2 separate regions of the Homo sapiens genome follow, and region 1 is linked to region 2. The links are chromatin loops, found by intact Hi-C in ENCODE. Cell type or tissue: PC-3. All regions are shown on one strand. Each heading gives the region's core, and the rest is flanking DNA. Links, peaks and the distances in the headings are about the cores only. Region 1 overlaps GPATCH8 (G-patch domain containing 8). Region 2 has its middle 13 kb from the start of LINC01180.

Region 1 (5,378 bases), core at 215-5,214, 240 kb before region 2:
GCAGCTGAGGCTGGAAAGGCCTTTACTTGCTTGGCCAGAAGCTGCTGCTGGATGTGTTGCTGAGCAGCCTGCTGGAGCTTGCTGTACTTCTCCATCTCCTCAGGGGTGAAGGTGATGGGCTGGCTTTCCAGGGGGGCCAGTGAAGCATCCTCAGCCCCATCTGTTGACTCAATACTAGGATCCCCACTGGGAGGTGCATAACTGGGGAAATGCTCAAGGTCTGGTGCTATAGGCAGCAAGCTGGACTCCACAGGGCCTGGCTGACTGCTGCTATCCAGGGACTCCAGGGTGTCCCCATCACTGGGGTCGGGGAGGTAGTTATGGGAGATGGTTGGGTCCCCAGGGTAGCAGTCAGAATGTGCTGGGGTGCCTAGTGGAGCCACAGGGTGATCAGCAGTAGCTTCTCCAGACTTTGACTCTTCTGGGGGTGGGTCTAATAAGGGGCCAGTTGTTTCCTCTGAAGGGAACTGATGCCCAAATAGGGCATCACTACTCCCTGGGGGCCCCTCTTCTGTCTCTGACTGTTCTTGCTCTTCCCCCCTTTCCAAGCCAGACTCTTCACACTTCTTATTGGGCTTTCGGGTAGCTGGGAGCTTCCCTATCAGTGGAAGGACAGGCTTATTGCCAAGAGATGGGGGGAGCTTGGGCCCAAAGTAACCTTGTGGGGGGTCCTTGAGCTTGGGCCCAGCTTTATTAGGGGTGGCCTGCACCTCCTCACTCACACTAGGTTTCCTCTCCACTTTCCTTGACTGGATCTTCTCCAGTAGCAGTTTGGCAGTGACAGAGTTCTTGTCTTCAGGACTGCAGTCACCTTCTGACCCTCTTCCTGTGCCAATGTTGCTGTTCTGGGAAGGTGGACCTGTTGCTTTACTGTCATCTCCTCTGCCATCATCTTTCTTCCCAGGACCTTCTCCCCGGCCTGATCGGAAATAGTGGGGGGACTGGGAGCGGTAGATCTTAGAACGAATGAAGTCCCGACGCCCAGAATGCCTCTCCTCAGGGCTCTCGTGACCCCATGATCTCTTCCTGGAGCCTGATCTCTGGGAAGGGCTCCTGGTGCTGCGGCTGCGGTCCCGGCTATAGCTCCGGCTCCGTTGCCAGCTGTGGGCTGTGGTGCTACGGCTTCTCCGCTTGCTTCGACTACGACTACAACTGCTGCTGCGGCTGCGGCCCCGGGATCTTGAGCGCTCTCTGGTATGACTCCGAGATCGGCTTCGGGACTGGCTGCAACTGAGGCTATAGTCATCATCAGAAGATGAATATTTGTGCCGTTTTGATCGGTGTTTGGAGCTGGCATAGTCTGAGTCATCTGAGTCATGGGAGCGCTTGGAGTGCCTTCGTGATCTGTCACTGTAGTCACTGTAGCTGTCATCAGAGTAACTGCGCTGTCTACTATAGCAGCTCTGGTCTGAAGAGGCATCTGAGCTACTTGAGTAAGAACGCCGGGAGGAACGATGCGAGGAATGGCGCCGGCCAGACCTTGAGCGGCTGCGGGAATGCTCACTGCCTGAATCTTCCTCTTCTTCTTCCTCACTGTACTGGGATGGAGACTTCTGGTGCAGCCGGTGTGAGGAAGCATCATCACTATCCTCATCTCCACTACTGGGTTGGCTCCGATGGCTAGACCGGCTGCTCCGTTTGGTGCCTGCTCTTCGCTGGCAGGATGAAGGTGGAAGTTCACCTTTGTGTTTCCTCCCACCATGGTCTTGGGAGCTGCTACCACCCCCACCTTCATCCTTTTTGCCACTGCTCCCCTCTTCAGCTGGGAGGGATCTCCGCTGGGAGTCATCTTGAGCTCTCCGCCTTCTTCTTGGTGGTGCGGGACTGCCACTCCCAGGGGGTTCTGGTTTGGGTCCTCGTTCAGAATCTGCTGGGGCTGATGACTTATTCTTCTTTCGTTTTCGTTTCTTGCGCTTCTTAGATTTCTCCCCTGACTCTGCCTTAGAGCTTTTCTCTTCTGTGTCAGCCTTGTGTTTACGTTTGTGTTTGCTGGATTTTTTGTGCTTCTTTTTCTTTTTGTGCCGGTGGGACTTCCCAGATCGTTCTTTCTTGCTGGGAAGGCTTCTCCCTGTGTCTTCTGTCTCAGACCCATGGCTACCCCCAGGCTCCTGCTTGTTCAGGCCGCTACAGGCAGACCCTGAAGCAGGTGCGTCCATTCTGCCTCCTGAGGAACGTACTATTTTCTCTCCGCCCACTTCCTTGCTTTTATTTGGCTCACCAGGATCTAGGCCTTGGAGATGGTCCTTTGAGGAGCTTCCTATATCCTTTGGTTTTTCTGTTCCTTTAGTTCTGGCATCTTTGTTCCTTGAAAGTTTAAAGTCAAAATATAAAGGGTTACAACTGTATGAAATGGAGGGTTCTGCCTTGGTGAAAATTAATAGTTCTGATGGCCACTGGAGGGCAGTGCTTTCATCTTTGCTCAAAACTGGGAAGAAGGGACCAGTAGGATGTTTGGGTCCTTCTTGGCTTTCTTTCCCTGCTGGGGTGGCCAGAGAGGTTTCTTTAGAAGAGTTGGACTCACACATTTGGGTCTCTGAAACCTTCTGACTATGACTTTCTAAACTCTGATCACTTACATCCCCTCCTAAGGCCTTCTTTGCCTCAGCTTTGCTTCCTGGTTCTGAGGGCTCGGTCATGCTGGTTTCCTTCGGCTGCTCAGAGACTTCACTAACTGTCTTTTCTGCTCCTTGGCTTGCTGCCGCCTTGATGCAGCTTTTAGGCTTGGGAGAACTGCCTTTTTTACTCTCTGGGGCATTCTTTGGGTGTGTAGTATTATCACCATCCATTTGTTCACTGGCTCTCATAAAAAGTAGAAAGGGAAAATTAGGTTTTACTTTGCAGTGTGCTGGGGGGATGTAGTGGTAATACTCAGGCTCTGTAGCCCCAGCTCCTTCTTCTCGTTTCATCCTTTTTAATTTGGATAATGTTGAGGCAAGGGACCCTCCATCCTGAGGGTCTTCATCCTCTTTTTTACCATCAAGATTACTGCTCCCATCAGAGTCTCCTACCTTCTGCAGTCCTTGGTCAGAACTCTTCTCATCGGGTTTTGTTCCATCTTCAGAGGTCCCTTCCTCCGCATGGTCCTTGAAAACTGATGCTATTGATTCGAGTTTGACAGGAGCCTTTTTGGCAAAAGAAAATGACACTCCCAATTTTTGCAATGGGGTCCCCAGATTATTCTTAATGCCAAAGCTGATGCCTTGGGAGGCTAACCCAGGAGCCTGGGCCAGTCCAGTGGTATTAGTGATTTGTACTGCAGTGAAAGGGCCTCCTTTATCTGTGGAGAATTCAGATCCCAGGCCACAAGAAGCAGTGGCACCTGTGCCACTATTTGTAGCTGATTCATCTTTATCATCTTCTCCACCTTCTTCATCTACAGCCACTGTGGTTGGTTTGAACATGGGACCACTTCCAGGTGCACTACATGATGATTTAGAAAAATAAAAAACAAAAAGCAGGTTTAGGAGTACATTTCATAAACCTTATAAAATACTAATCTCTTATATCCTATCATTCATTATAGGTAGGTCTCAAAGACAGTGAGTGGTGGTCATATTCCCTAGCCCTATACTAACAAATGCGACTTTCTAAGAGGAGGTTAGGCAAAGACTCATTCTGTTAACCTACCAAATTCCCAGGGCCAGCCAGTTATTACATAGCTTTTCCTTAAGCTGTCTAAAGTACAAAAAGCTGGGTGTGGTGGCTCATGCCTGTAATCCCAGCACTTTGAGAGGCCAAGGTGGACAGACTGCTTGAGGTCAGAAGTTCGTAAACAGCCTGGCCAACACGGTGAAACCCTGTCTCTACTAAAAATACAAAAATTAGCCAGGCATGGTGGCACACACCTGTAATCCCAGCTACTTGGGAGGCTGAGGCAGAAGAATCGCTCTAACCTGGGAGATGGAGGTTGCAGTGAGCCAAGATCACGCCACTGCACTCCAGTCTGGGTGACAGAGCGAGACTCCCTCTCAAAAAAATTAAAAAAAAAAATAAAAAATAAAGTACAGGCCGGGCGCAGTGGCTCACGCCTGTAATCCCAGCACTTTGGGAGGTGGAGGCGAGCAGATCATGAGATCAGGAGTTCAAGACCAGCCTGACCAACATGGTGAAACCCCGCCTCTGCTAAAAATACAAAAATTAGCTGGCTGTGGTGGCGGGCGTCTGTAATCCCAGCTACTCAGGAGGCTGAGGCAGAAGAATAACTTGAACCTGGGAGAGGCAGAGGTTGCAGTGAGCTGAGATCGCAGCACCACTGCACTCCAGCCTGGGTGACAGAGCAAGACTCTGTCTCAAAAAAAAAAAAAAAAAAAAAAAAGTAAGACTTATGTCACGACTGAAATAGCCCATCATTACTATGTTTCTGATCTCATTTCTTATTTTATAATTTTGTCCATCAGTATGTTATCTAATGTATGGCTGTACATGTATTCACATAGGTTTTATTTCATTCAATTAAAGAAAAACTCTTGCTGGGTCAGGGTGGCTCACATGTGTAATCTCAGTGATTCAGAAGGCTGAGGAGGGAGGATTGCTCGAGGCCAGGAGATCAAGACCAGTCTGGGCAACATAGTGAGACCCCACCTCTAAAAAAAATAAAAATAAAAATTTCCCCATGCTTTCAAATTTCATTTTTTAAAAATTTGCATATTCTGAGTTAAACATAGAAACTTCCACTGTGCTACTTATGGCAGTCTGTGGTCAGCATGTCTGCCACAGAAACTAAAAAGTCCATGCCTATCTCCTGGGTACCGTAACAAGCATTTGCTTTGGTTTTGTGGCAGTTTCTGGGCATTCAGTACTACAGTCATAATGTTACCTGAGCACTTTCATCTTTGACAAAAGGAACATCAAGGAGCCTCAATAGTTTTAAACTGATGATCTTGCCTGAAAGTTTTATTTTTCTGAGGTGGGGTCTAACTGCATTGCCCAGGCTGGAGTGAAGTGGCATGATCATAGCTCATTGCAGTCTCAAACTCCTGGCTCAATCCTCCCACCTCAGCCTCCTAAGTAGCTATGACTACAGGTGCACCTCACCATGCTGGCTAATTTTATTTATTTATTTGAGACAGTGTCACCCTATTGCCCAGGCTGGAGTACAGTGGTGCGATCTCGGCTCACTGCAACCTCTACCTCCCGGGTTCAAGTGATTCTCCTCCCTCAGCCTCCCAAGTAGCTGGGACTACAGGCATGTACCACCATGCCCAGCTAATTTTTGTATTTTTAGTAGAGATGGGCTTCACCATGTTGGCCAGGATGGTCTTGATCTCTTGGCCTCGTGATCCACCTGCCTCGGCCTCCCAAAGTGCTGGGATTACAGGCTTGAGCCACCATGCTCGGCCCATGCTGGCTAATTAAAAAAAAATTTTGCAGAGACAGAG
Region 2 (5,378 bases), core at 248-5,247:
GCTACTCAGGAGGTTGAAGTGGGAGGATGGCTTGAGTCTGGGAGGTGGAGGCTGCAGTGAGCTGAGATCGCGCCATTGCCACTGTACTCCAGCCTGGGCGACAGAGGAAGACTGTCTCAAAAAAGAAAAAAAGCAAAAAGAAAGAAAATGAAAAGAAAATAAGAATGGATAATTTAGAAAGGAATTCTGAGTGGTCAATAGACATATGAAAATATGTTTAACCTCATTAGTAATCCAGAAAAACGATACAAATAAAACTAACAATGATATTGTTTCTATTGCTTTTTTTTTGAGGCAGAGTCTCACTCCATCACCCAGTCGGAGTGCAATGGCGCCATCTCAGCTCACTGCAGCCTCTGCCTCCTGGGTTCAAACAATTCTCCTGCCTCAGCCTCCTGAGTAGCTGGAATTACAGGCATATGCCACCACACCCAGCTAATTTCTGTATTTTTAGTAAAGCAGGGTTTCGCCACATTGGCCAGGCTGGTCTTGAACTCCTGACTCCAGATGATCTGCCTGCCTCAGCCTCCCAAAGTGCTGGGATCACAGGAGTCAGCCACCACACCTGGCCTATGTTTCTATTGCTTAACAGATTGATAAAGAAACAACCCTCTCTGACCTTCTAGTGAAGGTATAAAATTGTATAACTTTCCTAGAGGGCAATTTTGTCTCATGAATCAACATTTTTTTGTTTGTTTTTTGAGACTGAGTCTAGCTTTGTCGCCCAGGCTGGAGTGCAGTGGCGCGATCTTGGCTCACTGCAACCTCTGCCTCCTGGGTTCCAGCAATTCACCCACCTCAGCCTCCCGAGTAGCTGGGACTACAGGTGCTTGCCACCATGTCCAGCTAATTTTTGAATTTTTAGTAGTGACGGGGTTTCACCATGTTGGCCAGGTTGGTCTCGAACTCTTGACCTCAGGTGATCTGCCCGCCTTGGCCTCCCAAAGTGCTGGGATTACAGACATGAGCCACCACACCCAGCCTCATGTATCAACATTTTAAATGAGTTTACCCTTCAACCCAGAAATCCCACTATTACAACTATTATAACTCTATTATAACTTTATCATTCAGAGTTAATAAGACAAGTAAACAAAAATAATAAGTGAAAGCTAAGGAAAAAACCCTGTGTCCCTCAATAGAGGATTGCTCCATATTCTGTGATATGATGTAGTCATTTTAAAAAAAACACCTGGCCCAGCACGGTGGCTCATGCCTGTAATCCCAGTACTTTGGGAGGCAGAGGCAGGAGGCTAACTTGAGCCCAGGAATTCAAGACCAGCCTGGGCAACATAGTGAGGCCTCATTTCTATGAAAAATTTAAAAATTAGCCAAGTGTGATGGTGCATGCCCATAGTCGCAGTGATTTGGGAGACGGAGGTGGGACAATCACTTGAACCCAGGAGCTTGAGGCTAAAGGAAGCTGCAGTGAGCCATGAGTGCGCCACTGTACTCCATCCTGGGTGACAGAATCTCAAAAAAAAAAAAAAGAAGAAGAAAAGGTAAATAATTAATTTAAAAAACCATATACCTCGATATTTGTACCATGATATATTTATTGTTAGTTAAAAAGGTTGCAGAATCATAGTACATTATACTATGACTCTGTTTTTGTTTTAAAAAAATTAAAATTTAAAAATCCGCCAGGCATGGTGGCTCATGCTTGTAATCCCAGCAGTTTGGGAGGCTGAGGGGGGCGGATCATGAGGTCAGGAGATCGAGACCATCCTGGCCAACATGGTGAAACCCCATCTCTACTAAAAATACAAAAATTAGCAGCGTGTGGTGGTGCATGCCTGTAATCCCAGCTACTCAGGAGGCTGAGGCATGAGAATTGCTTGAACCCAGGAGGCAGAAGTGAGCCGAGATCGTGCCACTGCACTCCAGCCTGGTGACAGAACGAAACTGTGTCTCAAAAATAAAAATAAAAATTAAATAAATAAATAAATATCCAACTATATATTACTTTTGTTTGTATCAAAGGTAAAAAAGGTCTGGAGGAATAATTCCAAACTATTAACTGAATACTTCTGGAAGGGGGTGGGGAAGATGGGGGAAGAAACTTAAATTTTACTTTGTACATTTGTGTACTGTCTTAAAATGTTTTACAGCAAGCATGTATTAATTTTACAATCAAATCAATTAAATCTGAAGATTAATGATAAATTACAGAATATTCAAATAAGGAAAGACTTTAAAAGGATTATAAATATCATATATATGTATATTCTAACTTGGAAAGATTTCCATAAAATACTGTCTGGTGAAAATTGGGTACACATTACAATGTCCTCCTCATCTCTTTTATAACATTTTCCAAAGAAACAATGTAATGACCAAAAGCCCCAAAGGGGCGAAATTTTATAATCACCCTAAATACAATAAAACACACACAAAGATGTGTATGAACATTAAAGGGCATGAACTCACCTACATAAATTTTGATTGTAATTTCACAATAGTCAGGATGGAAACTAAAACTAATCTTTGAGCACCATCTCATGGAGATATTTACCACTACCATGTGGTAGTTAAAATTGTGCCCAGTGTTTCTCTGTGTGTGTGTGACTGAAGGCTTTTCTTTAACAGTATGGTGCAATCTCTAGGAGATTTTTTTCTTTTTCTTTAACCCATTGTGTATTACTTAACCTTTCTACAACCAGCAGTGCTTTCTTTGTAAAATGTAAAAACCATACTTAAGAAAGAAGTGGAAATTAAAGTTAAAAAACTATATATATACAGTTTTTATACGTTCATAATTTTATTTATATATATATAATTTTAGTTTTTCAGTACTGCTCCCAGCATGAGAAATTCCTGAAAATGTTTTCTAATAGTGCACTGGTCAAAGTCATGACCCATGCAACTCCCCCACCAAATGTTTGACATTTTCCTAAAGCCAAATTGAAAGCTCAAACAACAAAAATAATAACCAAGATGGCAGGAGGAGTGTGAGCCTGGGAGTACTGAGTAAACAGAAACAGTCAAACTCTCCAGGCGTGGTTTGATCTTAATAGCTAGTGGGCTGACCTGCAAACCACATCACCACAATCCCCTTAACTCCCTTTGGAGATCATTTAGGAGCTCTAACCAATACAGAATATAGCTTTCCACCAGGCTAATCAGATGGGAGTCCTCCTTTCTTTTAAATTAGAACAGTGCAACAACCACACAAATAACCAGACAAAACTGCATCTAACTATAGCTGGATGGGACTGGATGGACCAGTCCCATCCAGCTACCTGTTTATTTGGAGGTTTTATCTGTACAACACCAAAACAGCTCCATAATTGGTGGAATTCACTCGATTGACAAAAATAAATAGGTATGTCAATAAAATATTAACACAACTCATTAAAAAGTAGAAACTACAGGAGGCTGAGGTGAGAGGATCGCTTGAGCCCAGGAATTCGAGGCTACAATGAGCTATGATCGTGACACTGCACTGCAGCCTGTGTGACAGAGTGGTGAGACCTCATCCCTATAAAAAAAAAGTTCACCTTTTTATTTTGATAGAGAAGGGGTCTCACTATGTAAAAGTGAAACATTTTGATACTGGTGTCTTGGCCTACTCTACATAATACCAAATAACTTACTTTGATTTTCAGTTCAAGAGATCATTATTTTTATTTATTTATTTGTTTTGAGACAGGGTCTCACTTTGTCCCCCAGGCTGAAGTGCAGTAGCACCATCTCAGCTTACTGCAGCCTCGACATCCTGGGCTCAAGCAATGCTCCCGCCTCAGCCTCCCAGTAGCTGGGACTGCAGGCGCGGGCCACCACACCCAGCTAATTGTTGTGTCTTTTGTAGAGATAAGGTTTGGCTATGTTGCCCAGGCTGGTCTCGAACTCCTGGACTCAAGCAGTCCATTCAAGAAGCCTCTCAAAGTGCTGGGATTATAGGCATGAGCCACGGCACCTGGCTAAAACAGAACTTCTCAAAGTCCCCTAGCCAGGAACATCAATATCACCTCAGAAACACAAATTCTGGGGCCCCACCCGAGATCTATTGAATTTGAGACTCTGGGATTTGGGCCAATCTGTTTTCTAACAAATGCTCTAGGGTAATGGTCCCCAACCTTTTTGGCACCAGGGACCAGTTTCCTGGAAGACAGTTTTTCCACAGACAGTGAGCAGGGGATGGTTTCGGGATGATACTGTTCACTCCAGATCATCAGGCATTAGATCTCACAAGGAGTGCCAACCTAGATCCCTCGCGTGCACAGTTCACAATAGGATTCGCACTCCTATGAGATTCCAATGCCACCACTGATCTGACAGGAGGCAGAGCTCAGACAGTAATACTGGCTTGCCTGCTGCTCACCTCCTGCTGGGCAGCCCAGTTCCTAACAGGCCATGGACCTCCACCAGACTGGTCCATGGCCCAGGGGTTGGGGACCCCTGCTCTAGGTAATTCTGATGTAGGCTGAAGTGGGAGATCCACTAATTTAGATAAAATTATTCAACTGATGGTTGAAGCTAGCCATGTTGTTAATGACAAAAAAAAATATGATTGCGGCAGATCAAAACAAGGTGATTGGCACAGAACACAATTTTTAAAATGTGTTTGATTTCCAAAATTTTTATGGGTATAGTCACAAACTTATGTCTTATTTCAAAGGTCCCCAGCATTTGTATGTTGAAGAGCCACTTTTATTGTCCTCAAGTCTTCGAATGTGCTAGGTATAAAACCCTAGTTATATATATAAAGAGAGAGGCTGGGCATGATGGCTCACACCTGTAACCCCAGCACTTTGAGAAGCCAAGGCAAGAGGAGTGCTTGAGCCCAGGAGTTTGAGACCAGTCTGGGCAACATGGCAAGACCCTGTCTCTCCAAAATATACAAAAATTAGTTGGGTGTGGTGGCACACACCTGTGGCCCCAGTTACTTGAGAGGTTTAGGTGGGAGGATGGCTTGGGCCCCAGAGGTTGAGGCTGCAGTGAGCTGAGAATGTGCCTGTACTCCAGCCTGGGTGACAGATTGAGACCCTGTCTCAAAACCTCCCACCTCCAAGAAAAATTATTATATAAAAAAAGAGAAAGAGCAAAGGAGAGTGAGAAAAAGCATTAATATATTTTACATTCTCCTTCCTACCAAAGAAATTGGAGGAAACTCGGGACAATTGTTCCTAAATTTATGGGCAAATGCCTAACTTAGTTAGGGAGTCTGACATATATGATGCCAAAATACCTGCATAAAAAAAGAAAATTATTACAAATAAGATATTTGCTGCTTTTTTTTTTTAAGAGACAGGGTCTCACTGTGTCACCCAGGATGGAGTGCAATGTTGTGATAGAGGTGCACTGCAGCCTCAACCTCCAGGCAAGCTCAAGCAATCCTCCCACCTCAGCCTCCAGAATATCTGGGAATACAGACA

The links. A loop is a pair of places that touch in the nucleus more often than their neighbours do. Peaks named below come from ENCODE experiments on the same cell type or tissue, not always from the same donor. Only the 100,000 strongest peaks of a DNase experiment are listed, where the experiment ranks them.
Region 1: a loop joins it to region 2, with 5 times the contacts of the local background. A loop is called at or near these places in 5 of 110 quality-filtered maps.

What each region holds. Positions count from the first base shown.
Region 1 is chr17:44,398,034-44,403,411 of GRCh38, forward strand. It overlaps GPATCH8 (G-patch domain containing 8), which reads right to left. Exons shown (of 8, transcript NM_001002909.4): 8 at 1-3,420. Among named protein-coding and RNA genes, the nearest start is that of ITGA2B, 11 kb to the left of the region's middle. RefSeq lists a silencer at 2,159-2,622. In PC-3, for the core only: CTCF peaks have their summits at 2,400 (motif pointing right) and 2,625; no DNase peak of the experiment used is centred there.
Region 2 is chr17:44,634,258-44,639,635 of GRCh38, forward strand. No RefSeq gene overlaps it. Among named protein-coding and RNA genes, the nearest start is that of LINC01180, 13 kb to the right of the region's middle. In PC-3, for the core only: a CTCF peak has its summit at 2,504; a DNase peak (open chromatin) is centred at 2,514.